4 separate regions of the Homo sapiens genome follow, and all the other regions are linked to region 1. Evidence: chromatin loops called from intact Hi-C (ENCODE). Cell type or tissue: endothelial cell of umbilical vein. All regions are shown on one strand. Region 1 holds the start of LOC105377881 (a long non-coding RNA gene). Region 2 overlaps LINC01611 (long intergenic non-protein coding RNA 1611). Region 3 overlaps RIPPLY2-CYB5R4 (RIPPLY2-CYB5R4 readthrough). Region 4 has its middle 56 kb from the start of CEP162.

Region 1 (8,000 bases):
AGAAATAGAGTTCTGTTTTAGCCATATTAGGGGTGTATGGCAGGTTGTATATTCCAAAGTGGCCAGAATGCTCCTCTGCAATGTGACCTTGCTGTTCACCCATCAAGAGGTGTAGTCGCATCCCTTTCCTATAAATCTGCATTGGCCTTAGAGACTTGCTTATATCCAGTAGAAGGCTGTGGCAGTGATGCTGCCTAACTTTCAAGGATAGGTCAGAGGAAGCTTTGCAGAGAAACACTTGCTCTCAGGATGGTCCCTCTTGGGCCTCTCTTAGAGCCCAGTTGCCACAAAAAGAAGCCCAAGCCGCATGAAGAAGCCCCATATAGGTGGTCTGGTTGACAGTTTTAGCTGAGCCCAGCTTTTTAGACATCCCAGCCCAGACGCCAAACATGAGAGTGAAACCTCCAGATAAGTCTAGTCCCCAGCCATTCAAGTCACCCTGGCTGTTTGAGTTTTTCCAGCCGAGGCCCCAGACATCACAGAACAGAAATAAACAAATCTTGCTCTGACCTGTCCAAATTTCTTACCCACTGAATCCTTGGACATAATGAAATCGTTATGGTTTTACACCACTAAGTTTTGAGTGTTTCATTACTCAGAGACACATAGAGCTGTGTAAGATGATTTCACTAGATATCTAAGCAGAGATATAAGTAGGTTGTAGGGTATTTAAGTCTTAATTTTTAGGGAGTAGAGATACAGATTTGAGAGTTTCAGTATCAGTCAAAGTGAGAGCAACCAGGGAGAAGTCAAGGGGTCCCAGTACCCAGCAGAGCACTCCAATATTTAGAGTTCAAGCAGAGTGGATAGAGTTGGCAAAGTGACTTGCAAGTATGGAAACCACACATCCCAGCTTGCCCAGGACAGCTCCTGTTACATCTATTGATCTATTGGTTTAGCATTACCTCTGTTGGGAACTTTTTTTTTTTTTTTTGAGACAGAGTCTCACACTGTCGCCTGGGCTGGAGTGCAGTGGCATCATCTTGGCTCACTGCAACCTCTGCCTCCCAGGTTCAAGCAATTCTCCCACCTCAGCCTCCCAAGTAACTGGGATTACAGGCATGCGCCACAATACCTGGCTAATTATTTGTACTTTTAGTAGAGATGGGGTTTCACTATGTTGGCCAGGCTGGTCTCAAACTCCTGACCTCATGATCTACCCACCTGGGCCTCCCAAAGTGCTGGGATTACAGGCGTGAGCCACCATGCCAGGCCAGTAACTTTTTAAACAATGTACTATCATCATTCATAGTTGCATGAAAATGAGCAGGAATAGGAAGACCCCCCATTTTGTACTTCTATCTTCTGTTGTGACATCTGTAGTGCATAAATATAGGTGTAAGTTCACACATAAACGGGTAGTTACATCTGAAAGTTGAGCAGTAATAGATAACCCAATCCTCCTTTCCCAGCTGATTCTAGAATATATGTAATATTCCCTTTCTAGACAGCATGGAGTGGGCTTCTAATAAACTGTGTAAAGACACAAGTGACCAGGACCAGCTAACTGGCTTCAGTGGTAGTGAGACATATTCGTTGCTGTTGCTCCTGTCAGTCACTTGTTCATGTCCTGTGAAATAGCCAAGGGCTTGAGGCTACCACCTGATAAGGTCAAAAAGAAACATGTGAGATAGGAAACAGAGGCCAAGCAGTCCTGCCTATAGAGATAGTCAGAGGGCTCTTATTATAGTGGATGACTGTTTTACAGTAGGAGCTATAGCTATTTACTTTTCTAATGTTAGGTTATACTTTTAAAATTTTACAATAAACCCTATAGCAGCAATGAGCTCAAAAGGTGAAAGTGCACGTTTACTTAAAAAGTAAGACTTGAACTTATGTTGAAAAAGTAAAGTGGTAAGAGTGTAACTTGCAAAATATATATTTTTTGCCAATATATACCATCCGTGATGGGGCCATAGTAATATTCATGACCCCATGAAAGGTAGATGACAAAATCTGCTGAGAAAGCACAAGTGTCTACTTCCAAAGCGAGTAGTTATTCTAAGAGGGCATATCTGCTAAAAACTACATAACGCATGAAGCTGCTGAAGATGGGTTTACATATGTAAGACACAGTGAATTTCTCTGAGTTTCTCTTCAGGGATTTAGCCTGCTAACTTCCTTGTCTTTTGTTCTCAAACTCAACTTTCCTGTTCCTCCTTGCCCCTAGTTACTGTCAAACAGCCTACCCCTTTCCTGTCAGCTCTAATCAATAACTCACATCTGTTCCCTTGGTTACCTGTAGTCATTGTTCCCCTGAAACTGCACATCTCACACGGTCCACCTCTGTACCTCACATCCCCGTCCCCTTCTATATTTAGAAAAATATGTACAAGTTGCCAATCGGGTCAGCTCAGATTGTGTGGTCCGACCCAGCTGATGGGGGAGTGACACAGAGGTAGGGACTATGTTAAGAATAAAAAAAGCCCCTGGTCGTCTTTGTTCAGTGTGCTCGTGAGATCTTGATTGATGCAGGTAGCACCCTTCTGCAGAAGTAAATTGCCTTGCTGAGTGCTGGTTTCACTTCACGGCATCAAGCATTTATTCCTAAAGCATTTTATATCCAACAATTCTGGGGGCTCGTCCGAGATCCCCATTCTCTTTCTGAAAGGGGTCTTCCATCACCCTACCCAGAGGAGATGGCGTCCCACTGCCCCGTTGCAGTGGCCTCAGGTACAAGAGATTGAGACCCCCCCGTTGAGACAAATGAACCCGGACTCTCAGCGATGCGGGGAGGAGAGGGTTGCAATACCACAGCAACCAGGTAAACTCTGTGCTCAGACAGAATGTAGGAAACGTCACAGGGGCAACAAAGCACTTCCTTGGTGGTTAGGGGTGGGGGTTGGGGCATTCCGGAGGCTGAGTGCATGAATGATAACAAGCACTACTGCTGTACGGAGTGAGTGAGTCTAATCTGCGGTTCCGAGGTCACTTCATAAGGCTTAGGGTGGCCCTTCAGGGGGTCCCTTCAGGGGTTTATTCTGACCTGCCATCAATGCTAAGAGGGACCTGCAATATTCCCGCGAGGAAAGCAGTCAGAGCAGACAAAGCAAAAGAAGGATGCAAGAAGACTCCAGCAGGTGGAGCTAAAGGATAGACGAATTGAGCCTTAGCAAAGCTTCCAGTGGAGGATAGGCAAGAGACCACCAAATATGAAGGGTTAAGCAACAAGGAACCCCCCAAATAGGCCAGAGATCCCTAACATGAGGGGTTGAGCCACAGCAAGCTCCCACTAGGCAAGAGATTCCTAATACGAGGAACTGAGCCTAGGCAGGGCCCTGGATGGGAAATATTACAAGCAAAAAAGATAAAGTTAGCAACAAAGATACCTCCTGATAGTCCCCTAGGTCTCGTGTTAAAACATTAGAAAGATAATTAAAATATTAAACATAAGAAGAGCAACAAATGATAAAATACTGCTGTTCCAATTGGACTCAAGGATCAATCCTTGAACCCTTAGTTTTCTGGCCAGAATTTGGGTTGAATGAGGAATGGATTTGTGAACTTCTAATAGAAAATGTTGCTAGTAGAAGACCTGCCTCCCAAGAGGAAATAGATTATGCCCTATGTTGGTGGCAAGGCCTTGTCCTTTCCCCTCCTCCAAGGATTGAAAGGAGCAAGTCAAAAACTAATCTTTGGAGGAAAATTAGTTGTACATGCGCCCCATTAAGGACAGAATCATCTTGAATGAAAAAGACAGTGAAGGAAGGGTCTTAGGGGATCCTAGCAAAAAGAACAGCACACAGGATCCCCTAGACCATCCCCCACCTAATACACCCCCCCCTTCCCCTCAGGTATCACTCCATAAGTCTGTTCTTCCCCAGCCTAAGTCCCCCTCCTCAAAAGGACTCCAAGCTCCTAAGTTGCCAGGTGGCTTTTGTCATCAAGGATCCGCCGCAACATGTTGTCAGAGTTGTACGGCCCATAGTGCACCTCCACGGCAGCCAAAGTCCATGCTCCTGCCCCACCAGCTGGTCCAGGGTCCCAGCACCATATTGACGGTGGCTCTACAGGACACACAGCCTGGGCCACAGCCTGTGCCCCGAGCAGACTACATTATAGGTCATCTGCCTTACTTTTGCCAGCGCCAAGTAATACGGGGCTTCAGCTGAGGCTCCAAGCAGCTAGGCATCTCTGCAGCTAAGTTTCCTGAGCAAGAAGTAGAACTATCTTTCAGCTGGTATATCTACTAGCATTTATTGTGGTCAGTCCAGTGTTAAAGGTGGAAGTATCCACCAGAAAAGAACTTTGATTCTTTAAAGTCACTTATATTAAAATGTGCCACCAGAAAAAAATTACAAATGTATAAGTATGAAGCTATTCTGTTAAAAAGGATGGTTTAACATTAACTACTAAGAACTTAACCTATCACATTTCTTAACAAGAGATCCAAATCTAAAAAGAAAGCACACATGTTTAGATTTAAGTGAGTACCATACAAACATCTGGCCAAACTTAAGAAAAACCCCCTTCAAAAGTGATTAAGGGAAAAAGAACACAATAAGTGTTCAGTAATTAATAAAAAAAAGTTCCTAGAGAAATAAAATCAAAGTGTTTAATAATTAGTCTATTCAAATTTATAAGCTGTCTGCACTTAGTCAAACTTTAAAGTACCTGCAGGACCCAGAAAGAACCATCTATACTAATTCTAAATACGCCTCTGTGGTAATTCATATATTTAGAAAATTTCAGACTGAATTAATAGTAAAAGTCAAAGCCTTGTTTATGAGGAGTTAATCACGTAAGTCTTAAATAACCTTCAGTTACCAGAAAAGAAAATAGCTATTGTCTGTGTCTCCAGGTACCAAAAAGCCTGTCTTTCAAGAGTCAAGAAAATAACCTAGCAAATCAGAAAAGCCGGACTGGCTGCCATTTCTCCTGTAGGCGCTAAAGAGAACTCAGAGAAATGTTATTCAAACCTCTTATGAAGGAAGTCCTATCCCACCTACATTAGAGGACCCATTAAAGACCCCAAGCCATGTATAGCACACTCAAAGTTTATGAGTGTATAGGAATTTATACCCTCAGCCAAATAAGTCTAGAGACTTGGTTGCCAGAGATCAAATGTCTTCTATCTTCCTATTCCAAACTACCTCTCAAAACAATCCACTGCCAACATTCCTACATACTTGGTTTATCTTCCACTTTCTCTTCCCTCAGAACTCAAAATTTTCCAGTACAGGCGCTGCCCCTAGAGTTCCCAGTACATCAACACCAGCCTGAGGAGCCGGCCTAGTACTTCCCACCACTGAAACCGCAGTCCAGGCAGCAAGAAAAGATGGAGCCATCACACCCGAGTCAAGAAAGCAACACCATTCCTCAAGTTGTGGACCATTATCCAAGGGAAAATCCCCCTCAAACTAAGGTTAAGAAAAGTCTAACCTCTTTTATCTATTCTATTACCCTTTCTTCTTTCCTCATTCTATTGCTGACCTTGTTATCAATGTAACTAATTTAGACTCACCCCAAATCATTAACTTTGATGCTTGCCTTGTTATACCTTGTGAGAAGGATGAATACTGGCAAAGGTATGTCACTACCTTAGAAAAATACCTCTGCCCCTTCAGAGAAGCTGCTGACCCCACACCTTGCTCATGGTGGGGGTACCAGGGCACCCCAAGTTGAGAGATATGTTCTCAATGGGCAGATGTCATCCTAACTACCAGAGAACACGTTGGGACCTCCCCAGAAGGCTGTACTGACCTAAAATCTTACCTCTGCCTCACCAAAAGAACCAACTCCTCTAATTGTCAACTTGACTATTGTAACCCGGTAACTATCTCTATTAACACCCTTAACCTCCACCAACCCTGCACCCCCTTTAGAATGCTTTTACGGCTCAGGAGCAGAGGCCAATGGATATGACCCTACAGTCTTCTTTAAAATACGCTTTATTGATCCCCCTTCTCCTTCTCCATCAGAACCTTCTACCCTACCTAACAACAATGCCAACATAAATATTGTAGAAGTAAAAGATTGAAGACAAACCCTAGCAATTGAAACAGGATATCAAGATGTTAATGCCCGGTTGGAATGGATTCAATATTCAGTCCGCACGTTAAACAAAAGAAATTGTTATGCTTGTGCACATGGCAGACCAGAGGCCCAGATTGTCCCCTTTCCACTAGGATGGTCCTTCAATAAACAGGCATGGGCTGTATGGTAGCTCTTTTCCAGGATTCCACAGCCTGAGGCAACAAATCATGCCAAGCTGTCTCTCTGCTGTATCCCAAAGTCCAACACCCTGCGGGTCAGCCTCTGAGCACCACTCAGCTTCTATCTCCCAACGTCAATTTCACCTCATGTCTCTCAGGACAGGGGGAGAATTTGGTGTTCCTTGGAAGCTTAACGGGATGCAGTGAGCTTAAGCCCTTCCAAGAGCTTACCCATCAGTCTGCCCTTAGTCATCCTCGAACGGATGGATGGAGGTATTACAGTGGACCCTTATTAGACACTCTGCCAAGTAACCGGAGTGGCACTTGTGCTCTTGTCCAGTTGGCTGTCCCTTTCACCCTGGCAGTTCATCAACCAGAAAAAGAAAAACCACAACACTGAAAAATAAGAGAAGCCCTTTATGGGTCTTTTGACTCTCAAATGTACATAGATGCCATTGGAGTCTCACAAGGAGTGCCTGACATGTTCAAAGCCCGTGACCAAATAGCTGCAGGATTTGAATCCGTATTTCCATGGGTAACTATTACTAAAAATGTAGCTTGGATAAATTACATCTATTATAATCAGCAGTGGTTTATTAATTATGCTAGGGATGCTATCAAAGTAGTAGCTGACCAATTAGGGCCTCCTAGCCAAATGGCTTGGGAAAACAGAATAGTTCTGGACATGTCGTTAGCCGAAAAAGGTGGAGTTTGTGTGGTGATTAAAACCCAATGTTGTACCTTCATCCCAAACAACACTGTGTGCGAAGGGAGCATAACAAAGGCTTTACAAGGACTTATCGCTTTATCCAATTAATTAGCTAAAAATTCTGGAATCAATGACCCTATTCCAGGATGGCTAGGAAAGTGGTTTGGTAAATGAAAAGGAATCATAGCCTCAATTCTTATTTCTCTTGCAATCGTAATAGGTGTACTCATTCTTGTTAGGTGTTGTGTCATACCATGCATCCGTGTGCTAATACAAAGGATTGTACAAACAGCACTTACTAGAGCCTCCCTTAGTTCTGCTACACCTTATTCAAGTAAGCATTTCTTTTGAGAAGATCAAATCGAACAGCAAAGCCAAGACATGTTAAAAAAAAGTTTGAAGAGAAAGAATCATAAGAAAATTTAAAAGGGAGGAATTGTAAGATACAATGAATTTCTCTGAGTTTTTCTTCAAAGATTTAGCCTGCTAACTTCCTTGTCTTTTGTTCTCAAACTCAGCTTTCCTGTTCCTTCCTGCCCCTAGTTACTAAAAAACAGCCTACCCCTTTCCCTTCAGCACTAATCAATAACTCACATCTGTTCCCTTGGTTACCTGTACCCATTGTTCCCCTGAAACTGCACATCTCACACGCTCCACCTTTGTACTTCACGTCCCCCTCCCCTTCTATATTTAGAAAAATATGTATAAGTAGCCAATCGTGTCAGCTCAGATTGTTCAGTCTGACCCCAGCCCATGGGGGAGTGGCACAGAAGTAGGGACTGCGTTAAGGATAAAAACCCCCTGGTCTTCTTTGTTTGGTGTGCTCTTGCAATCTTGATTGACACAGGTAGCACCCTTCTGCAGAAGTAAGTTGCCTTGCTGAAAGAATTAATCTTTTGCCTGAGTGCTGGTTTCACTTCATGGCACCGAGCATTTATTCCTAAAGCATTTTATATCCAGCACATACCACTCGGTGAAGTATGACTTTCCTTGTAGATTAAATGGCTACTATTCTAATTAACTTCACTCATTCTTTAAACAGCTTTATTGAGGTAAAATTGGCACACAGTAAGCTAAATGGATTTATAGTGCACAATTCAATAAGTTTTGATATACATATATATCCCTAAAACCAT
Region 2 (8,000 bases), 540 kb after region 1:
CCAGCAGTCCTGCTTGTGAATTCTTGGTCTTAAACACTAAGCAGCACTGTCTCTCTGAGGATAAAGAGAAGATAAACAAGTAGAAATATCAGATGTGATGAAAATACTGCAAGTTATGAGATTACAGTACACTTACTTCCTTGCATTGTATGGCAGAGAAAAGTCATTCTCCAGGCAAAGGTTTTTTCAAGACTATCCATTATTTTTTGTAAGGCTTAGTCCAATTTCTTTCAAGGATTAATCCTTTCAAATCAGCAGTGCTTGGAGAAGCCTCCTCACTAACAAAAGCATTGACAAGTCTCAACTGAATCATACTGTCTGAACCAATAATGCAGGGATATAATATCTCAGGTGGGACGGACATAATGGATTTCCCTGTCAATAGGTCAGTGAAAAGAGGCGCGGCTGGCTAGGTTATTAAGTGCACTAATTTATTTTAGCACATTCTTTATTCTTTGATGTGATGTAATAAATAAACATATAGAATTCAATCATAGCTTTTCCATTTCAATATCATGAAAGTTGGTTTCATGGGGTGGTTAGGGAAGATAGTGGATATTAATCTATCCATCCATCCACCATTCACTCAGGAAAAACATTTGTTGTATTGTAGTTCTAGGGTTCAAAGATGATTGAGAAATGTTCCTGCCCTCAGATAGCTGGGAGGATGGAGAGAGACAAATCAAAAGATAATTAACACTTTGTCGCAAGAACCAAAATAAAAGAAGAAATTATGGGAGATAAGCCTGCAGAAGAAGAAGAGACTGGGAGGGAGGGAGGGAGGGAGGGAGGGAGGGAAGGAAGAAAGGAAGGAAGGATGGAAGGAAGGAAGGAAGGAAGGAGGGAAGGAAGGAAGGGAGGGAGGGACGGAGGGAGGGAGGGAAGGAAAGGCAGGCAGGCCATGGTCTACACTTGCTGATGTTCTTATTGTTGTTCAAAGGAGGTTCCCTGGGTGGGGCCTGAGAGGAAAAACAGGAAACAGAAAGGTAAATCATCCTTCGTTTGGAAAGTCCTTCCTGGAGATTTGTAAGATCAGAGGTCCTGGAAATGTGGCAGATGACTGACTCAGGAGAGAGAATGGTCCGAGTGAAGGGAGGATTGTGTAGGTAGTGGTGTGGAAGGACAGGGCAGGTTAAGAAAATAGTTAGTCATTTTGTGTTCATCTTTAAGTTGTTCCCTGTGGGGTACTCTCTGTTGTGTTTGCTTGTGGTGCTTCGGAGGAATGGAGAAAGAGAATGATATCTTGTGTGAGCGAAAGCTGTGGCCCCTCAAGAGCAGGACCCACATCTGCTTTGACCACCTTCACATCCCAGTGCTGAGAACAACGCTGGGCACATGCTGGGGCTTCAATATGGAAGAAAGAGCAAAAAGAGGGTTTGTGAGAACATTTCATATGTGGGAGTATTCATTAGTGTATCCATTGTGAAAACTAATCTGGTCATGTCTATTAAATAAAATCATGTGCCCTAAGATCCAGCAATATCATTTCTGAGAAACTATAGGCCAGAAATAAAATTACCGGTATGAAAGAATTTGTATACAGAAATGCTAATAGCAGCATTGTTGGAGGGTGGTCAAGAAATAAGGACAGTCTAAATGTCTATCAAAGACATTTGATAGATAAGCAGACAGGTTCTAAAGCTCAGGCTCTGGAACCTGTCTGCTTGGATTTAATCTGGGTCCCACCACTTACTAACTACAGTATGTGACGTGGGTAGGTTATTTAGACTACCAGCGATTCAGTTTGCTCATCTGCGTATTGATGATGACAATAATATCTACTTCATATGTTTATGATAAAAAGTAAAGGAAATCATTCAGGTAGGGTGCTTAGAACAATGTCTTGCTCTCGATAAATATTCTCATTAGTGGGGGCGTGCATGGGACAAAGAAAAGCGAAGCCGGAGCTGCCAGCGCTTTGTCTACCTGCGGTGTCTCAGATTCATTCTTAAGGAACTGAGAATTTAATCTTCCAAAATGCCAAAAAGACCATCTTATGCCCCATCTCCCACCCCAGCTTCTGCAACACAGATGCCCAGCACACCAGCGTTTGCAGGATACAATCCATACTGTCATCTTGCCTACAGCAACTACAGGCTGGGAGGGAACCCAGCCACCAACAGCCGGGTCAGGGGGTCCTCCAGTATTACGATTCCAAAACCCCCAAAGCCACCAGATAAGCCGCTGATGCCCTACATGAGGTACAGCAGAAAGGTCTGGGACCAAGTAAAGGCTTCCAACCCTGACGTAAAGTTGTGGGAAATTGGCAAGATTATTGCTGGCATGTGGCAAGATCTTGCTGATGAAGAGAAACAATATTTAAACGAATATGAAGTAGAAAAGATAGAGTACAATGAATCTATGAACGCCCATCATAATTCCCCCGTGTACCTCGCTTACATAAATGCAAAAAGTCTTGCAGAAGCTGCTTTAGAGGAAGACAGTCAACCCAAACAGTCTCACATGGAGAAAGGAGAACCTTACACGAGCCTTCTCTGCTGAAGATCAGTTGATTATGATGATGGCTTTTCAATGAAGATACAGCCACCGTCCGTTTCCAGAGAAACCGCCGCCTCATCAGTGAAATCCTTAGTGAGAGTGTGGTACCAGAGGTTCAGTCAGTTGTCACAACAACTAGAATGCAGGTCCCCAAACAACAGGTCCAGTCCTTAATGGTTCATCAGCGAAAACTAGAAGCTGAACTTCTTCCAAAAGAGGATCGACACCAGGAGAAGGCGAAATTCCTGGAAAGCACAGATTCATTTAACAATGAACTTAAAAGGTTGTGTGGTCTGAAGATAGAAATGGATCTGGAGAAAATTGTAGCTGAGATGGCACAGGCAGAGGAACAGACCCACAAAAGGCAGGAGGAAAGGGAGAAGGAGGCAGCAGAGCAAGTTTAGTGCAGTGAGAGCAGCATCATTCCTGAGGAAGAGCCAGTGGCCAACAAAGGCGAGGAAAAAAAAGACAATGAGAACATTCCAATAGAGACAGAGGAGACACGCCTTGAAGAAACAACAGAGCCAACAGAACGGTGAAGAAGGCAAATCTACTGAGGACAAGGAGAGTGGGCAGGAGAGGGTCGACAGTATGGCAGAGGAAGGAACCAGTGACAGTAACATTGGCTCAGAGAGAAATGGTGCAACAGTGGAGGGGCCACCAAGAGATCCCATACTAGAAGATGAGAAAAAAGAGTAAATGCTGCCTTGTTTTATGTGTTCTAAATACTTTTTTAAGTGAAAAAATGGTTTTTAGTTTCAATGGTAAAAGAAATTCTCCTTACTATCATGTATTATTATTATTTGCTCATAAGAAAGAACACAGAGAAAAGTGTAAAAATGTATTCACCACACTATAAGCCTTGGTGATGGGACTAGAGAGAGAGAAGTTATTAACTTTATATATACACCATGCTCTACTGTTTAATTTATTCTAAGACACATGTGTTAACATAGTAATTTGAAAATCAAATCCAATACAATATTTTAAAAGAGTAAAAACAAAATAGAAAAAATGATGAGGTAGACCAGCCCTACAATATCTTAAGGTGTTTTGAAGAAACAGGTGGCTCTAGTAGTTAAATAAATTCCAGTGGGATAGAATGGAAAGGTCTGAAATAGGCTCCAGTGGATATAAGGCTTTATTATAGGCTAAGGTAATATCTCTAATCTTTACAGAAAGGTGGGATTATTAAAAATGGTACAGAAACAGTTAGCTCTTTGGAAAAAAAAATGTCGATTTTCTCCCCAGTACCTTAAACTGAAATAAAAAACAGATGCATCAAAAAGTTAAGTACTTAAAAAACAAAGGAAAGGCAGAAGAATATTTTTCTGATTTTGAGGTAAAGAGAGCCCTTTTAAGAATGCAAAGAAACAAATCTTAAGGAATAAAATAGAAATGGCTATATAAACATTTAAAACTTCTGTATAACTTCCTTATCCAAGTTTTAAAAAACTATGAATTAAAAGACAAATGTAAACCTGAAATAATACTCATAATGTACTGACCATAAAGATAATTTATAAATAATATGACAATGATGAACACCCCAGTATAAAGAGAATGGGCAAAAGAAGTGAGAAGACAATTTGCAAAAGCAGTACAGATGAACATGCAAAAAACCATTCAGTGTTTTTTAATAACCAAACCGAAATTCAAACAAGAAATACCATTTTTACTTATAAAATTTATCCCTTTTAAAGGTTAACGTCTAGAAGACTGCTTTAATTCGTAAAGTGTCAAATGCCTCCATCCTGGTAGCAGCCATCGCCACCTGTTGGTGGCACTCAGAGGTGACTCGGGTTTGCTCTGAGTTACAGCTTTGCCTTTCGGAGAAAGCTTCTAAATCAAAAGTTAGAAACTTCTGTATCTCTATGGTGTGGTATGTGGGGAAATGGCTTTTTCAGTCTATGCTGCCACAGGGATAAAACAGTACATCTACAGAGAGCATTTAGCAATATAAAAATCATTTTATCTGTTAATAAATTATGATTTAATGAGTTTGCATGAAACTATAAGAAAATAATCTCACACAAGAGAAAGAAACCATCTACTATCAACAGCAGATCTGTTAAATAAATTAATTTAATTTAATGAATTTAATAAAACTGATATATAAAAACATGAAAAATATTTACTACATCAAGCTAAGCTGTGGGGAGGGGAAGGAAATGGCAAAGTTCTATGTAGATTTAAGTCAATTTTCTTATTTTATGTCTGAAATTATACATGGAAAATGCTGAAAGTGATTATCTCTGGGATGTAGAATTAGAAATGTTTTAATTTTCTCTTTTCCTCTGGGCATGTGTGTGTTTTATTTTTTATATTTTCTACAATAAATACAGACTACTTTTGCAACTAGAAAAGAAAATTCTGTAGAAAATGATGGCAGTCAGGGGCAGGGAAGAAAAGCAGTCTATAGATTTCCTAAGTTCTTTTAGTCGCTGTAATAGGTGAAAGTGACAAAATGAAATTTCTGAGTGTCAGAAGCTGGACCATAGCCGATCATCACTTACTGTAGCTGCCCTGGTGTCCCTGTCAGCCCTATGGCTGTCATTTCTCTTCTGCCCCAGACGGGGCCCATTTTCTTTCCAATCCAATTTTACGGAAACCTCCAGCATCTAAAGTCTGTGTTCCTTGTCTATCTGCCTCTGTGGGACAACAAACCCCCATTCCTGCCAGCCTTTAATTCCCATTTCAGAACCTGATTCCTCTAAAAGGTTTTCCCAAGTTTGACTGCTATTCTCTGCTATCTCACCAGCACAATCTGTGATCTTGTGTAAATTAACCTCTCTGTGAATCAATTTCCCCACAAAGTGGGAATAATAAAAGTACCTACATCATAGGGTTGTTGTGATAATTAAATGAATTACTATTTGTAAAATGCTTACAATAATGCCTGCTAAATAGGTAAACCACAATAAATGCTGGCTACAATTTAGCAATTGTTCTTTTATTATTTTTCCAGATTCCATTTCATAGCACTGTACTTCTATAAAATATTAATAGGTATACTATTACATTAAAAGAAAAACTAAAGAAAGTGAGAGAAAGGCCATCCTAAACAAAATTAGTAGGGTTCTTTACTGCAAAATTAATAGGATTTATACTAAATCTGAATGAGTGAGATAACTGTGGAGGGTTTTCCAAAGTTCTGTTTTTTAGAAGTCCCTAGACCCCTTTTCTTAAATTATCTTAATGAATGGTTGAATTTCACTCTTGGGAAGGCTGTATTTGTTTGTTTGTTTATCATTTATCAAACATTTGTCTTTCTACTCCTCTTCACTTCTGCTCAGTTCAAGGCCTGCTTGCTTTTACTTTTTTTTTTTTTTTTTACTTTTAAATCGATTCGTTAGTTATTTTGAAAGCACTCTGAGATAAGAACTATATGAATGTAAGGGGATGGCTTGTTTCTAAACGAATTGCATTCCTGAGGCACAAAAACCTTCTTGCCAAGCTCATGAGAGTTTGAAATAAATTTTTATTGAAGGAAGAATGAGCAGATGAATGCAAGAAAAACTACCTCACAGTCTAAAATAACGAATTCACCAATTGTTTTAGAAAGCTTATTAAAGCAGAGGTTCTTAGAAGGGAGACTTCATTCTAACATGAAATGTGTGTGTTGCATATATAATTTATACTATGTCGCTGTTGTTGATGTGTTTTTAGAAGTATAACTCAAGAAAGCCTTGCAAATAGCTCAAAAATACCCAGCACATTTGTGTCATAACGAGTACCTCAAAGCCCATATGAGTGCAAACACAAGGGCTGACTCAGGCAGTGATCTTGGCTGTCTGCTCTGTTTGGGCTCTTGGCATATTGCGATCAATGACATGGAATCTTCTACTGATTCACAGTTGTTTGAGTGGGACACATGCAGGTGGTCTGGGCTTGTAAGCTTGGAGGCTCACCGGGTCCTCAGTATACAATCTCCACTCTTGTTCCACCCCTAGGTAGGCTTTTTGGTACCTGACCCTTGGTCACCCAAACAATGTGTTTAGACCCAGAAAAGGAGTTTTATCTAAATTACAGGATGCCTGGGGCTGCCTGCCCTTTGCAGATGATGGATGTAGATTAGCTGATCTAAACAATTAGTTAAGGAACAATCTGATCCCTAGTGACAATTAGGATGTTTAAGGCATCCTGCTGACAGCTGTGGTGACAGCGGACAGTAAAACTACCCTTCACTGAAATCAAGAAACTGGGTCCTTATGATTTACAGGCAGTCCCCTCCCCCTCTTCCCCATATGGGCTTTTAAAGGACTTAAAAATGACTGAAAGGAGCTGCTGCTATGTAGTGGAAAATGAAGAAATGGCAACCTATAATTCTAGCTGAATCATTTCTCAGATCTAGCTCTTCAGAGGACTAAATGGGGAAAACAAAGAAAACTGATAGGGTCCACTTCCCCTGAAATAAGTTGATTTTAAAATGTAAGTCAAGATATTTTCAGAGACAGCACATATGGGGATCCCCTTGCCTTTTAGTTTTCCCATGCATGAAAGCGTTCTGCAGTTTAAAGAGCGATACGTTCTTACCCTTTACTAAATAAGTTTAGGATAACAGAGTTTAGAGCAAATACTTTATTCAGGGAATCTCGAAATCCTAAAATGCCAACAGAGTACTATTGTTTTGCTACCACTCAAAAAGGAAACATTTTAAACATAAATGCTCTGAAGAAAGAATTAATTTTTTGAATTTAAAATATTTTGTATATTTACATAGGATCGGTTCCCAATTCCTCTATCAATTGAATAAGCCTGTGAATGTGCTCCAAGCTGGCTCCTTCCCTAAAGAAAAGAACACATTTCTCCAGAGAGGATTTTGAGGAATGTGTCCAAATCCTAAATCCCTTCTTCCCCAAGAGAAAAAAAAAAATGGGAGAGAATCAGGACATGGATTTCTATTTCAACTCTTCTTTCTTAGATCTTTGAATTATGGGATATTAAAAATAAACCTAGAGGATATTGCAATGAATTTTTGGAGCAGCTGGAAAAGAAACCATAAAACGAGTGATTACAATCAGCAAAGTGTGATAACAGCTGAACGCATTAGACCCATCCTTAAAAAGCCAGACCCCACCCCCTCCCCTCTTGAGCCTGTTCGATAGAGAAGGGGATGTCACACAATACAATCCAAACACATACTCTGTCCATATTGGGTTAAGAAAATATAGTGCTGGTCATTGTCCCCAAATGACAGACATCCACAGATGGAAAGCAGGAGAATCTGACTTCCACGGTGCTTCTCATTCCACCAGACAGATTCTGTTTGGAAAACACCCACCTGCACTAGGATCTGGCCTGAGTACTATTAAAAAAAAAAAAAAAAAAATTCTTCATCATGGTCACTGCCTTGTAGAAGGAAGCTTAACTTCTCTTTGTACGTCTTCCTTTGGTAAAGATAGTGAAAGGAAAGCCCTAAAGGCATGTAACCTTTTCTTGCCTTCATTGTTTAAGTAGGGAGGGTTCCCCCTTAAAGGAGTCTTGTTCTTTCTAATGCA
Region 3 (8,000 bases), 1.1 Mb after region 1:
TCAGGGGAGTAGTGAGAACATATACATTTGTCCATTCAGTTTACCATCTCATATGGGCTCGATTTGTGGCACTCCAAAACTATTACAATAGTAACATCAAGATCACAGATCATCATAAGAGATACAATAATAATGAAAAAGTTTGCAAGAACTATCAAAATGTGACACAGAGACATGAAGTGAGCACATGCTCTTGGGAAAATGGTGCCAAAAAGTTGTTAGACACAGAGTTGCCACGAATCTTCAATTTGTAAAAAATCCATTACCTGCAAGGTACAATAAAGTGAAGCACAATAAAACAAGGTATGCCTGTACTCTATTTGTACTATATATGGCTTCTAGAAATAAAATCTCTCATGTGTAAGGTTCTAGCCTTCTATGAGTTCCACCTGGTTTTTAGAAACTAATTTTGAAACCATCTAAATTTTCCAGTGATGCAATTTTATTAAGTTATTCCCACATCTCTAATTGCTCTGGTCTGGCAGATCTGAGCATCCAATTACTCACTAAATATAAATAAATAATAATTATGGGCCAGCAGATATAATCTCAAATTGATACTAGGCTATTAGTGAGTTCTGCAAAACCTAAATCCTAATAATAATTAACAGCAAAAATGGGCTTAAACAGATTCATGAAACACCAATCCTCCATGGTGTAAAACTGGACTGTAAATAAGGACTCCTGGTCACAATCCAACTGGTATTTTTAGATCATTGACATGGGTGCTCTTCAGTGGCAAAGGGGGGATTTAGGGAGAATATCTATCTATCCATCCATCTACCCATCCATCCATCCATCTATCCATTCACCCACCCACCCATCCCCTCCTTTATGCTGATACTTTATTTTTGTGTGTGTTTTGTTTTTTAAACTCTAACCAGGAACAGACCCAAAAAAGGACTGACTGAGAACTGTTCAGAAGAGCCACTTATTAAAACTAAAATACAACGGTTGTATTAGGAAGGTATACTCCAATGTTTAAATAAATCATTTTTAAATGCCCTAGCAATATTAGGGGTACACTGTATAGCTAATTCATCATAGCAGAGAGGCAGCACAATTTAAAACACATATTCAGAACAATAACTACACTGAGTTTCTCTAGGCAATGTACTGGTAGTACCTGTTCTTAATATCTTTTCATACTAAATTACCTCTTTTGTGTTATATCTGGAATTCTGAGCTCTCAAACAAGTTCTCTGAATAAAAATTACCCATTTTAAAATTACCATTTAGTACTTTGTGTTGTCAGAAATGTAAACTTCAAAATCACAGAATGATAGTCTTAAAGACTAGGAGAACTTTAAGGCAATTTTTAGCCTCATCCAGCACAGGCTTTATCTCTATAATATCTTACAGACAAAGCATCATCCAGCATCTGCTTGAACAGATCCAGTGCCTAGTAGCTCACCACTTTTTTAAAAAGCTCAGTTCAAGGATATCATTTTTTTACCTAAAAACGAATATTGCCTTTTTATACAGAAAGAATTCTTTCTCTCTTGAAAGACACTGCCTATAGTTTTTCATTTGTGCATTTTATATTTATTTGTTTTCAATTTAACCCCAATTGCCTCTGATAAAGACTGTGGGCATCCTACAATAAAATATTTAAATTCAAGTTTGTGAAAGTCTGTGTGTAAAAACTTAAAAACCCACAACAAAATGTGTATTAGAAAAGAAAGTATACCAATTGTCTAACCTCACTAACAGCGTTACTGTGAGCATTTAATATAGTCCTGAACTTCCTAGCAGCCAAAGCCAACAGAGGCACTAGTAACAGTGGTCTCATTATCTAATTTTAAAATTTATTAAAAATAAAACAAAGAAGACTTGCTAGCTCATTAGTTCTTTAAAAGGGAGTAACTCTTGATATTGTGAAGAATTATGAGTCCTCATAAAGGGAACACTAACCACATAACAGATATTACAATTTAACAGTACACAGAAACATCCTTACATGGCATTACTCCCATCCACCCTACCCCTAGGTAACCACTAGTCTACCTTCTGTCTCTATAGATTTGCATATTCTGGACATTTCATACAAATGGGATCATACAATATGTGGTCTTTGTGACTAACTTCTTTCAGGTAGTATAGTGCCTTCAAGATGCATCCATAATGTTGCATGTATCAGTATTTTTTCTTTTTAGGGATGGATAATATTTCTTCTATGGATATACCACATTTTATTTATTTATCAGTGGATGAGCATTTGAGCTGGTTCCACTTTGCTATTGTTTAAATATTTGTCCCCTCTAAAGTTCATGTGGAAATATAATCCCCAATGTGGCAGTACTGAATGGTAGGGCCTTTAAGCGATTGGGTCATCAGGGCAGATTCATGAATTAATGGATTAGTGGGTTCATGGGAGTAGGACTGGTGGCTTTATGAAAAGAGGAAGAGAGAACTGAGCTTGCATGCTCAGCCCCCTTACCATGGGATGCCCTATACTGCATTGGGACTCTTGCAGGGAGTCCCCACTAGCAAGAAGGCTCTCACAAGATGTGGCCTGTTGACCTTGGACTTCTCAGCCTCTATAACTGTAAGAAATAAATTCCTTGTCTTTATGAATTTCCCAGTTTCAGGTATTCCGTTATAAGCAGCAGAAAATGAACTAAGGCACAGTTTTTGGCTATCATGAAGAATGTTGCTATTAACATTCATGTACACGTTTTTGTGTGGACTTATATTTTCGTTTCTCTTGAGTATATACAACTAAAAGTAAATTTGGTGGGTCACAGAGTATTCTATATTTAACCTTTTGAGGCACTGCCAGACTGTTTTCCATTCTTACCAGCAATAGTTAGAGGTTCCAATTTCAGAGAGCTCTTTTTTAGTCACTATTCCAACTCTCCACAGAGAAGAAAAGCCATCTATAAAATCTGAATCACATCACAAATAGCTCAGAAGACCGAATTCAGAACTGGATTACAGCATGCTCCAACTTAATCTCACACCCAGCTCTATATGATAGGGTTTGGTTAAAGGTAGTACAATGCAAGATTAAAGCGACATTTTATACCTACTAATCTATCTTCCAGATGAAGTTCCCACAAATTTTCAGGTTAGGTAACCATACATGTGAACCATAACGGCTCACCAATAAGGAGTGAACTGTATCACCATGGTTCAGGCCACACATCCACTAATTAATAATTTTTCATTTCTTCTTTGTTTACTTCTGAAAGTCAGAGAGTCTCAAAATATGGTCTAGGGACTCCTGAGGGAGCTTAAGACCTTTTTGGTGGCTCAAGGTCAAAAATTCTTCATAGTAATACCAAGATGTTATTTGTCTTTTTCTATTCTCATTCTTTCACAAGTGTAACATTTTCAAGATACTACATGACAAATAAGATAGAATATCGAAGATGCCATGAGAATACAGTCGTCATCTATTAAGCCACACATTAAAGATATTTGCCAAAATGTAAAACAATGCTACTTTTCTATTTTTCATAAACATAGGTACTATTTATAACATATAGTGGGCTCATTATTTGTAAAATTATTTTAAAAATATTCTTTACATTTCTTAATTTTTGAAAGATAAATATCAATAGATATGTCCTAAACAATAGTCCTTGGAGTCTTCAACAATAAAAGAGTAAAGATATTTTAAGACCAAAAAGTTTGAGAACCACTGCTTTAAGTAAAAGCGTTATTTCCGTGATAAGATTAAAAAATAATTTTGGGTTTTGAAATTCAAACAAATATTTAATTCTAAAAGCCCCACATTATATTCATTCAACAAAAATTCATTTAATGCCTATAACGTATATACCAAATATTATGCCAGTATACTGTAGCATTCTTGCAATTATTCACCACTGTTCATTTCCTGTCTATAAAATAAACGAGGAGAAAAGATGTGTTCACACGATAAAATTATGGCATATTTCACTGTATTGAAATGCACAGGTCGATTGTTACAATTACTGTGACTACTTTGCCATCTTGTGTTCAGTAATGAAATTGCACATTATTGTAATTACTTCCTGTCAACTGCTGAGGAAAGGTGTTAAAATATGCAACTGTAGTTAAGGATTTTAATTCTACCCCTCAATTCCATCAATGTTAGCTTCATGCCTTTTGAATCTTTTCTATCACAGGCATAAACAGTTTTCCTAATGAAATGACCCTTTTTATCATTATAAAATGTCTATACCTCTGGTAAGATTCTTTGCCTCATAATCCTTTTTATCAGATACTAATATAGTCCAACCAATAATAAAATTTACTAGCTGGATAGCATACTTTTTCCCAAACATTTACGTTTAGCCTATTTGTGTTTTTAAAGTATACCTCTTATAGACATCATGTAGTCAGGTCTTGATAATACATACATCTACACATGGGTGCACACAAAGAGATAATCTCTATATTATCTATAATTAAGATAATTATCAATAGATAATTATAATTACATGATAGATAATTATTATAAACTATCATTTATAATAGTTTTAATTAGAGTGCTCGATTCATTTACACTTAATTATTAATATGGGAGATTTTACTAATCTCCCTCCCAGCCCCAAGTTTTCTGTTATATGTCTCTGTTTCTCTTTCCCTGCCTTCTTTTGGGTTAACCAAACTTTTTTTAGAATTTCATTTAATCGATTGGCTTTTTGGCCTTCCTCTTTAAATTATTTTTTAAGTGATTGTTCTAGGAACTGTAGTATATATCCTCAACTTTTACCTGCTTACTTAAGAGTTAATATTGTATGCCTTCCCACGTAATATAAGAACCATTTACTGCTCTCTAACTCCTATCCTTTAACTCCACAATACAATGTTATAACTTTTAAAGTCATGTATTTTTTATATGTATTTTTATAAAATGAAGAGGACAAAAAGTAGTATTTTCTCTTACATATTTACCACCTCCTAAATATCTGAACTTCTATCTGGTATCACTAACTTTCAACCTGATGAATGCCTTTTAGCATCTATCTTATATTGCAGATCTACAGGTAATAAATTTCCAGTTTTGGTTTATCTGAAAAAGTCTTTATTTCATCTTTATCCTTCAAGAATTCTGTCTCCCTACGGGTATAGAATTCAGGGTTGATGGTGTTACTTTTCCTTCAGCAGTCGTTTTTATTATTTCCTAGTGTGTTTTCTCTGGCAGCTTTCCAGATTTTCTCCTTGTTAGCTTTTAGCAGTTTAGGATGTGCCTAGATGTTATTTTCTTTGTATTAATTATGTTTAGATTTGCTAAGCCTCTGAATTTACAATTTATGTCTCTCACTAAATTTGTAAAATATATGGCCACTATTTCTTCAAATATTTTTCTGCCCCATTCTTTCATTCCTTTCCTTCTAGAATTCCAATGACACATTTATTAAACATTTTTATTTTGTCTGACAGGCCCCTGAGTCCCTGTTCATTTTATTTCTGATAATTTTCCTCTCTGTTCTTCAGATTTGACATTTATATTCATCTATCTGCAAGTTCATTAAGTCTTGTCTATGTTGCCACCAATCTGCTATTAAGCTCATTCAACAAATTTGTTATTTCATGTATTTTTCAATTCTAAATTTCTATTTTTTAGTTTCTATTCTTCTGAGAGTTTCTATTTTTTATTCATTATATCCATACTTTCCTTTGTTTGTTTGCTTTTTTGAGATGGAGTCTCACTCTGTCACCCAGGCTGGAGTGTAGTGGTGCAATCTCGGCTCACTGCAACCTCTGCTTCCAGGGCTCAGGTGATTCTCCTACCTCAGCCTCCCGAGTAGCTCAGACTATAGGCATGGTCTAATTTTTTGTATTTTTAGTAGAGACAGGGTTTCACCATGTTAGCCAGGATGGTCTTGATCTCCTGATCTCGTGATCCACCCACCTCGGGCTCCCATACTGCTGGGATTATAGGCGTGAGCCACCACGCCGGGCCTGTATCATATATTCTTTTACTTACTTACTTAGCACAGTTATAAATAGTGCTTTAAAATACTTGTGAACTAAGTTCAACATCTGGATCATCTCAGAGTCAGACTCCAATAACTGCCTTTTCTCTTGAGTATATCTAGTAACTTTGGATTATATTCTGACCTTATAAATATGTTGTAGAAACTTTGGATTCTGTAATATTCCTGCAAAGATTATTGACTGTTTTAGTAGGCAATTAACTCGACTGGACACAACTCCAAACTGGTTCCCCTTTGCTGGGGTGAAAAATGAAGCCTCTGTTCAACGTTTTCAGCCTTCAGGTAGCATAGAGTCTGTCCCGTATACAAGATTTAGACAGTTTATACCCTTCTCTGAATCTTTTTCTGGATCTTCTCCCCTTCCAGTTACCGCAGATGCCCCAACTTCTGACATCTAGTTATTCAAGCCAGTAAGACTTTGAGTCTCCACCTGAGTTTTCACCTTCACAGCACGAACACACACACATAACCTCAAGTTCAATGCCATAAGAAATGGGAAACTCACACAGTGACATCCCTTCTTCTACATATAGATGACTGTTCACCAGTCATCTTCACCAGTTTTGATTGTTCACCAGTATCTTTAGATAGTATTTTAAAATATGTGGTCTGAGTTTATAGTTGGCATTTGTTGGAGTCTTGATCTAACAGGAGATAATCAGCTATAATCACTGAAACTCTGCATATTATTTTAGAGCACTCGGCAATAAAACTTTCCAACTTCAATGAAGACAAATGGAAAATAAATTAATGAAAGACAAATTGATTTTATAATAATTTAAAGTAAATGTGGTATCGGTATATTCAAGAATGTTAACTAAAAAGGCTTAAAAGCTGCTAGGACAACAGAGAACTTAGGACTTCCGAATTAAAAGCATTCATTTGTCTCCCACATGCTGAAAACTTTCTAAAATGGCTGTAAAGGATAAATAAGACATAAAATCACAGAGCTACAGAAATCAGAAGAGATGACAGCAACTAAGTTCTGGAAGCCTGAAAACCAAACAGATGAGTAATAACATACTTAGAAGAATGAAGAAAGGTGAAACTAAAGCTTATGTATAAGGTGGAGAGGAACTTCCATAAAAAACAATTTGTTCAACAGAACCCCCAAAAGGTACAGGAATTAGATTCCAGGCAGCTCCGAAAGTCATAGTGTAAGAAGTTATCGAATTCAATACAAGAAGCAGTATGAGGCTGGGTGTTGTGGCTCATGCCTGGTAATCCCAGCACTCTGGGAGACCAAGGAGTGGTGGGCTGCTTGGGGACAAAAGTTTGAGACCAGCCTGGGCAACAAAGCAAGACGCTATCTCTATAAAAAATTTAAAAATTAGCCAGGTATGGTAACATGCACCTGTAGTCCCAGCTACTCAGGAGGCTGAGGCAGGAAGATCACTTGAGCTCAGGAGTCTGAGGCTGCAGTGAGCTGGTACTGCACCACTGCACTCCAGCCTGGGTAACAGAGCAAGACCCTGTCTCTAAAGAAAAAAAAAAGAAAGAAAAAGAAAAAAAGGCAGTATAATCCCCAAATCCTCTGTGGCATATCTCACATAACCAAGGAACAACCCTCTTACCCAACCCTATGAGAAGTGTAGGTGTGCTCTCTGGAGAAGATAAACCAGAGAGACATTACACTCAGGGAAACAGACATACTTGAAGTGAGGAAATAGAATGAACTAAAAACAAGAAGCAAAGAGACTGCATGTCAAAACATTATGATCTACCTCCTACCACCACCACCCATTCCTAAACAGCTCCCAGGACACTTATTTGCAGATGACTGTAGGATTCTTCTTAGTGAGAGTAGACCGGCCCAATATTGATGCCAATGCAGGAGGAGAAATATTTTTAAATACTACCTCCTTAATAAACAGAATGTGATAAAGGTCTCTAAGCACTTCAGAAGATTAACTAGGCATAATTATCAAAGATCATCTTATGTGACGTTATTACTACTTGGAAAAACAGCCCTGACATTTAACTAAATGGAAATTGACCAGTAAAAGCATAAAAAATTAATCAGTAATCTAAGCAATCAGTTACATACTAAATGTTTTGAAAAAAAAA
Region 4 (8,000 bases), 680 kb after region 1:
ATATTTTGTAGGTAGAAATATTTTTTAAATGAATCAACCTGCTGCACAGAGTCCAAGGGTCTTAATACAACAGATAAAATATTATTAATATCGGAAAACATAGATAGTATATTAACATTTTTCGTTATCCCATTTGCCTAACATAATGGTAAGAATATAATAATTACCATTTATCGAAAGTTCATCATATGGTGAACACTGTGCCAATTGCTTTACATGAATTATCTGATTTAATCCTCCCAACAACGTTCCAAATACTGACTGTAATTATCTTAACGGAATATTTGACATAAGGAGACTGAAGCTTAGAAAGAGTAAGTCTCATGCCTGACGTCCCCCAACTCCAAGGGACACAGCTGGAATTTGAATCCTGGCAGTCTAACTCCAGAGAAAGTTCGACCTCCAAAGCAGATGTTCAACAACTGCTATCTAATAGAGATTTTAAAAGAGGAATACAGGCCGGGCACGAAGGCTCACACCTGTAATCCCAGCACTTTGGGAGGCTGAGGTGGGCAGATCACTCAAGGTCAGGAGTTTGAGACCAGCCTGTCCAGCATGGTGAAACCTCGTCTCTACTAAAAATACAAACATCAGTTGGGCATGGTGGCACGTGCCTGTATTCCCAGCTACTCGAGAGGCTGAGACAGGAGAATCACTTGAACCCAGGAAACAGAGGTTGCAGTGAGCCAAGTTCATGCCACTGCACTATAGCCTGGATGACAGAGCAAGACTCTGTCTCAAAACAATAAAAAATAAATAAATAAATAAACAATACATTTTGCCTTCCTATTTTCTCTTCATTGCGTTATTCTAGGCATACAATATCAAATAATTATATTTGTGTTTGAGTTGAATACATTATATCAAAATAATATAAATAATACATATCACATTAGTCAAACACAATATATCAAACCAATATTTGGTAATTTTTTTTTCTTTTGAGATGGAATTTTGCTCTTCTTGCCCAGGCTGGAGTGCAATGGAGCAATCTCGGCTCACTGCAACCTCTGCCTCCTAGGTTCAAGCGATTCTCTTGCCTCAGCCTCCCGTGTAGCTGGGATTACAGGTACCCTCCACCACACCTAGCTAAGTTTTTGCATTTTTAGTAGAGATGGGGTTTCACTGTGTTGGCCAGGCTGGTCTCAATCTCCTGACCTCAGGCGATCCACCTGCCTCAGCCTCCCAAAGTGCTGGGATTACAGGCATAAGCCATCACTCCCGGCCTTGGTAATTTTTAAGTCATCATAATCCCATGTTCAGTGAGTGTTTAAGAGAAAAGGAGAAAGAAAGAGAGAGGGAGAGAGAGAAAGAGGAAGGATGGAAGGAAGGGAGGAAGGAAGGAAGGAAGGAAAGAAGGAAGGGAGAAAGGAGGGAGGGAGGGAGAGGAGGGGAAGGGAGGGGAGGGGAGGGGAGGAAAGATAAGCCCATCCCCAGATTTACAAACCTTAGGGAAGTCACTTACTCTCCCAAAGCCTGTTTCCTCTTCAGCTTCCTTCAGTTGCCCAGTGATTCTTTTAATTAGTACTAAATCAACAAAATGAAATTAACTCAAAGGGCACGTGGACGAATCAATGGTCAAGCTGATTATTTTTAAATTTTCTAAACTGCTTAAAACATTAAAAATACAATATTGTTCTCTTTTGGCCATATTGTATACACTGTTTTAATGTCAATATGAATCTTCAACAGGCAATTTTCATAGTTCTAACTGACTATTGAGGTATATACAGAAAGTCAATATTACAAAGAAAAATAATGTAACTATTTTTATCCAATTAATAAACATGAAACTTTTGAATGGGAGCATCTTAAAAAGTTGTTCTATTCAAATAGCATTTATTTTATCCAATTTAACCTTAGGTGTTAGGTTTACATTGGAATTATGAGTTCACCTTATAATATCTGAATTTCAGTATAATATATGATTTTAATAAAATTGTGCATGGAACACTATATTCCAAAACCTCAATACTTTTAAGGACACAGTTGCATTATGCAATTAAACTTTAGAATTCACATAAATATCAAATAGTCTTTACTTCACAATGAAGTGGTTATGGTTACATTATATATTTGCTATTACAATTACTACTAACTTCATTAGAAACAAATCAGTTTTTGTTGTTATTTTTTGTACTGGGTTATGCCCAGTAATGTTCTGTGTGAATTATGCTACAGACATTTCCAGAATTCTGGATAAGTTTAAAAATTAAGTTGCCCAGTTATATCAATGCACCACTCTGTGACACCTTCTTCTTTGTTCCTCCTTTCTTTTTTCCTCCCTTGGTTTTCCTTCTTTCATCCACTGAACAAATAATTATCGGCTGCCTACAACATACCAAAGCCTATGTTAAACAAACACAACACCATCCTGTTCTCATGTTGCTTAACCTAGAGGCATATATAAACAGATACACAGGAGAATATTATAAAATGTAATCTTTGCAAAATAGAAATAAGCCCTGTATGGTTTGGGATCATAAGGAAGAAGCCCTGAGCTCAGACTGGTAGGAGAGGTGCAGAATGACACTTTTTTGAACATCAGCACCATCAACAATAAGGGAAATTGTTCCAAAGCTAGTAGATAGAACAAAATCCTTTCCCATAGGATTGTCTGCAACCAGACCCCTCTCCTTCCACAGTCTCTCCTATTTAAAGCACCACTTTTAAAATGTTGCCCTTAAAAGACAAAGATCAGGAAACTGACAGCTTGCAAAGCAGTCTGCTGGCACCAGCGCTCAAAGGAACAGGCCCTAAAATGCAGAGGCTCTACTCGTTAGCCCAAACACAACTTGTTATAATCCCTTCTGCCTTCTGTGCTTATATAATACAGACCTTCTTCGATTACAAGACACTTTGAAGATCTCACCTTCTCCCATTACTTGTCTTCTACATAAAATGCCCACAGATGTGAGACTGTTAGAATGTGGGAGAACTGCACTTGATAATTTATAAACCAATACTTCCTATGGTTTGAAATTTGTTAGGATTCAGTGGCGTTGAAAGAGGGCATGTCGCTCCAGGAGCACCCCCTACTGACCACAAGGAGAGGTGTTGTAACACTAGGGGTGAAGCTGACAGGCCTGGAAATAATGATCAACACTTACTATCAAATACCAGTATATATTGAGTGATATTCTGTGGTACAAGAGGACTAACATTATACGTTCAAGTGGCCAAAGCAATTATCTTATATTTTTAAATTTTTAAAACCAATATATTTAATAATTTGACACCTTCTAGAATAACATCACAAAAGGCACTTGTGGTTTGGCTTCATTTGAGCATCTTGGAGATGTTTTGATTTTGCTTCTGTTTGTTGTTGTTGTTGTTGTTTCTTCCTAAATTGTATTCAAATCCTATTATGTACCAACTAAGCAAGAAGGGAATGATGCAAAGGAAGACCTAAAGATACCATGCTCTTGCATGGAGGGATTCAATTGATGAAATTTCCAGTTGTCCTAGATACCTCCTAAATTCGGTATAATCTTAATCAGAACATAAATGGGATGCCTTAATAAATGTAACATATTGATTCTAAAGCTCATCTCTAAAAGAATAGGCAAAATATTTTTGATTTGCTTTTCCAAATATCAGAACACAATACAAAACTGCAGTAATGAAAACATTGTGGTACTGGCAAAGTCAATGCACCAGAAACAGATTCAGGTGTTTATGGTAATCTCAAACTTGATAAAGGTACCTACTAAATTAATTAGAAGAGGATTACATGTAAAATATTGAGATGGTTAAACATAATGCCTATTTTAAGACATATACAAAAATAAATTATAGCTGATCAACAATCTAAACAAAAGAAATCATAAAAGCAATACAAGAATAAGTAGGATGACATTTTTATCATACTAGAAGGTAGGCTTTCCCAAAACAGACATAAAGTGAGTGATAGTTTTAAGCTCCATAAAATATATATTATCTTACAATTTTATTTAACATATGCATAGTTTACATTTCTTCCTATCCAGTTCTGATCTCTTTATACTTACTCTTTTTGCTTAGTTTTATTTATTTTAGGGAAAGAGTCTCACTATGTTGACCAGCCTGGCCTTGAACTCCTGGGCTCAAACGACCCTTCTGCCTTGGCCTCCCAAGTAGCTGGAACTACATAAGCATGCCACCACAACTTGCTTCTAAACTTACTCTTCACACATGTTTTGCTATTGTTATTTATTTAACACCTTTTTCTCTGTCTTCCTTCCTTCCTTTCTTTCTTTCCTTCTTTCTTTCTCTTTTTCTATTTCTTTCTTTCAGAGAGAAATGAGCCATAAGGAAATGAAGTTGCTTGGCTAACAAGTTTGGAACCATGAACATTATTTCAGGAGTTCAGAGTCGTTAACTCCTTTCAAATAATTAGACTTCCTCAAACTAATTCAAAACTCACAGATACTAGCTGGAGCATCTAGGTGTCTGGGGCTTGGTTTAAATACTCCTATTTTTCCCCCAAAATGAATGCCCCAGTACAGAAAACTAACAAAGACAACAACAAATTACGAGAAGGAATGGGGACTAAATCCTTTTCAATTCTAGAGAGAGAACAGGTGAGAGGTAAAGAGCTTCAGCTGCAAGAAAGCTCACTTTAAAGCTAATGTGAATAGGCACATTAATGACCATACTAATCTGTGGAAGAAGACCACTTAAAACACCCCTGTCGGAACCGGGTAAGGAATCTGTTGAAGAAGCCACTACTCGCAATTTAATGTTCCAGTAATCGCTCCATAAAAGGACCCTTGAGCCGCTGTGTGAAGGAAATGGTCTAGACAGCCATGCTCCAAGAATGTGCCATTGTGTGTGTGTAGCAGATTGAGTTTACCCTCTGCTCCTGATTCACAAAGAGGAGCGAGTGTGCCAGTGGGCCACCAGCCAGGATGTGGGTGGTTAAATAAGTGCTCTTGGAGGGGAGTGGTGTTCTTCTGGCAACTGCATCAGCACGCCAGCTGATCAACAAATGCAGAAGTTTTGAATGAAGTTAGACAGAAGATAAATTGGACATGCGTTTTCCACTATGTGAAGGTGGGGCATCCACCAAATTTCAAACTATTCCCGGACCGTCAAATTTCCAGGCAATTCTAAGTAACTATCAATGTTTTTCTGCAAGATTCATATGAGGAAGACTTGTCTATACCAATTATATATAGGAATTTTGTGACTACACACACACTACTATATTTTCATAACTACCTACATGATTTGATTGCCCTTGCATAACTGTCACTGCATTCCACTTAGACAGAAGAAGGGAAGAAAATGAGGAACAGAAAAAAGAATCTAGATTTTTCTAGTAGATTTGCAATGCATTAGAGAAAAAGAGGCTCTTGCCAAAACATTTCTTTCTTAATTCATTACAAAAGTACCTTAAATCCCACCTCTTTCATGAGGAATTTTATTGCTTCATGAAAGAATTGGTAATTTCTCCCACACCCCAAGTTGTTCAGATTTATTTCCCATGATTATCTGTTGACTTAAAGGAATGTATTATTTGCCTTGAGTAATATAAATGCTTTCTGTTTAAAGTGTTTAAATCTCATAATATCCCTGATATTTTTCATATTGCAACCATATTGCAATTTCATATTGTATATCTAAATTGCATATTTCTTTATTTTCTTTAAAGAAGAAAATGGTTAAAATGTTTATATGAAAATTTCCCTACAACTGACCTTTTTCCGCCTTTGACAGCAATAATTCTGCCATCACAGGCTTTACTAATGCAAAGTTATTTTCCCCATCAGGACAAACAAAGGATTAAATGAAAGATGGTGACTTTGCAGCTTGCCTGTTGCTGGGACTAAAAGAGGAGAGAACAAAGCAGACCTCATCTTTTTTGACTATCCTTTTGTCTTCTAGCCATTGCCCCTCATTTTCTTCTTTTTTACATATTTCTCTCTTACCTTTCTTGTGGTAGACATTACTACAATTCATCACTATTGGATGCTCCTTTATATCCACCAACACAAAGGATAATACTTCTCACACTTCCTGCCTTCTCAAAATTAGGCACAACCATGTGACTAGTTTCAGCCGATGCTATAAGAACCGAAGTAACAAGAGAGGAAAAGGGAGAGATAGTCACTGCAGCTAAAATGATTCCAAACACAGACCTTGTACGACGCTAGCTCTAACCCCATGATGACATTGGTGTATTTTCCTTACACCTACAGCTACCTAAGGTTGAATTGTATACTGTATAAGTCAGGGTTCAACCAGAAAGGTAAAACATCTAGGGATCGATAGGTAGATTATAGATAGATGATAGATAGATAGATAGATGATAGATAGATAGTGACAGATAGATGCATAGGTAGATGGACATAGAGAGGGAATCAGACTTAAGCAACTCTGGGAGCCAACTAAGCAGTCTTTGAAAAGCTGTTGTCTCTGCATCTGATGCTGGATCTTGAGGTCCACAGGATAGGTAGTCAGGAAGGGGAGATGGATATAAAGTGAAAAAGAACGGGAACAAACTGGAGCCCACAAACACTAGCTAGAACTCCACAAAGATGACTGAAACCCATGTCAGTTCTTGTTGCCTCTGACCTTGATAATAAGGATATTGTGGTAGGCAGAATAAGGGCCCCCTAAAGGTATTCACATCCTAATCCCTAGAACCAGTGAATATATTCTTTATGTAGCAGAGGGGAGTTAGGCTTTCAGATGAAATTGAGGTTGCTCATCAGCTGACTTAAGATAAGGAGCTTATCCTGGGTTATCTGGGTAGCCCCAATGTAATGACAAGGCTCCTTAAAAGAGGAAGAGGGAGGAAAAAAAAGAGTCAGTGTCAGAGCAATGAAATGCGAGAAAGACTTGACCAGCTGTTGCAGGTTTTGAAGATAGAGGAAGAGAACAATGAGCCAAATAATGTGGGCAGCTTCTACAAGCTGGAAAAGGCAAAGAAATGGATTCATTTCTAGAAAGCCTCTAAAACTGAATGTAGTCCTGCAGACATCTTGATTTTTTCCCAGTGAGGTGTCCGTCAAACATCTAACCTGCAGGACTGTGAGATAATAAGTAGTTTTAAGCCACCATGTTTGTGGTAATTTGTTACATCAGCAATAGAAAACTAATACAAGTTTCCTACAGAAACCAGAGCCCTTCATCACAAAGCTAAACATACACATCAGACCAATGAGTTGGAGAAGGGTGGCTCACTCCTGAAATCCCAGCACTTTGGGAGGCCAAGACAGGAAGATTCCTTGAGACAGAGTTTGAGACTGCAGTGATCTATGATTGCACCACTGCACTCCAAACTGGGTGACAGAGCAAGACACTGACTCACAAAAAAACAGAGACAGAGAAAAAGGAGTCTGAAAGGCCAAAGGAGGATCAAGGAGAAGACAAAGTCCTTGCAGGCCCAACTGCTGCTTCATGCCAAGAAGATGGGATGGCAGATGAGCAATCCTACATGTGAGTCACTAAGCAGCTGCTGCTTCCATTCCACCTTCCCAAGAATCTGCCCTATGGCCCACACCATAGAAGAAAGGGGATTCTGGGAAATTTAGCTCAGCCTAGCCAAATTGATATATTACAAAGCCATTATATAGGTTTCCATGCCATCAACTTCACCTTTGATTGATTTTCTTCCCTTTCTTCTTGAGGAAATTAATATCAAATTGATTGACTTTGAAATTTAATTTAATATTAAAATGTTCACATATATTCAGGGTATTGTCTTTAGAACATATGTACAAAGTAAGCAAAAAATGTTTCTCATGACTCTAAAGCACCATGCATAAGTATTAATATATGTTAATATTTATGCATAGTACTTTGCAAATTTACTTGTTCAATTACTTAGAAAGGTAAGCTATGCCTAAACAAACAACAGGCTCCTAATTGGGATTCATGCAGTTTCATAATGAACATTTTATGAAAATACGTGGTTTTCTACAAATTATCACTATCATTAAACAAAACTTACCCAAAGGTGCAATACACCTGTATTATAACATGGAAAAATGAATAAAGTTCTAACAGGCAGA

The links. Hi-C counts contacts between places; a loop is a spot of excess contacts. Peaks named below come from ENCODE experiments on the same cell type or tissue, not always from the same donor. Only the 100,000 strongest peaks of a DNase experiment are listed, where the experiment ranks them.
Region 2: a loop joins it to region 1, with 7 times the contacts of the local background. A loop is called at or near these places in 15 of 110 quality-filtered maps.
Region 3: a loop joins it to region 1, with 6 times the contacts of the local background. A loop is called at or near these places in 7 of 110 quality-filtered maps.
Region 4: a loop joins it to region 1, with 17 times the contacts of the local background. A loop is called at or near these places in 2 of 110 quality-filtered maps.

The regions. Positions count from the first base shown.
Region 1 is chr6:84,962,664-84,970,663 of GRCh38, reverse strand. LOC105377881 (a long non-coding RNA gene) reads left to right here and starts at 2,860. Exons shown (of 3, transcript XR_942746.2): 1 at 2,860-2,899; 2 at 5,161-5,365. In endothelial cell of umbilical vein, a CTCF peak has its summit at 3,078 (motif pointing right); a DNase peak (open chromatin) is centred at 3,083.
Region 2 is chr6:84,424,779-84,432,778 of GRCh38, reverse strand. The region is part of intron 4 of LINC01611 (long intergenic non-protein coding RNA 1611); the gene reads left to right. The region is part of intron 1 of LOC107986620 (a long non-coding RNA gene); the gene reads right to left. It also overlaps the pseudogene SMARCE1P2. Among named protein-coding and RNA genes, the nearest start is that of LINC01611, 46 kb to the left of the region's middle. RefSeq lists an enhancer at 7,658-8,000. In endothelial cell of umbilical vein, a CTCF peak has its summit at 4,278 (motif pointing left); a DNase peak (open chromatin) is centred at 4,268.
Region 3 is chr6:83,880,605-83,888,604 of GRCh38, reverse strand. The region is part of intron 4 of RIPPLY2-CYB5R4 (RIPPLY2-CYB5R4 readthrough); the gene reads right to left. All of the region lies in intron 2 of CYB5R4 (cytochrome b5 reductase 4), which reads right to left. Among named protein-coding and RNA genes, the nearest start is that of CYB5R4, 25 kb to the right of the region's middle. RefSeq lists a silencer at 3,920-3,989. In endothelial cell of umbilical vein, a CTCF peak has its summit at 3,962 (motif pointing left); DNase peaks (open chromatin) are centred at 3,924 and 5,134.
Region 4 is chr6:84,279,623-84,287,622 of GRCh38, reverse strand. No RefSeq gene overlaps it. Among named protein-coding and RNA genes, the nearest start is that of CEP162, 56 kb to the right of the region's middle. In endothelial cell of umbilical vein, a CTCF peak has its summit at 3,038 (motif pointing left); no DNase peak of the experiment used is centred here; H3K27me3 peaks cover 624 bases.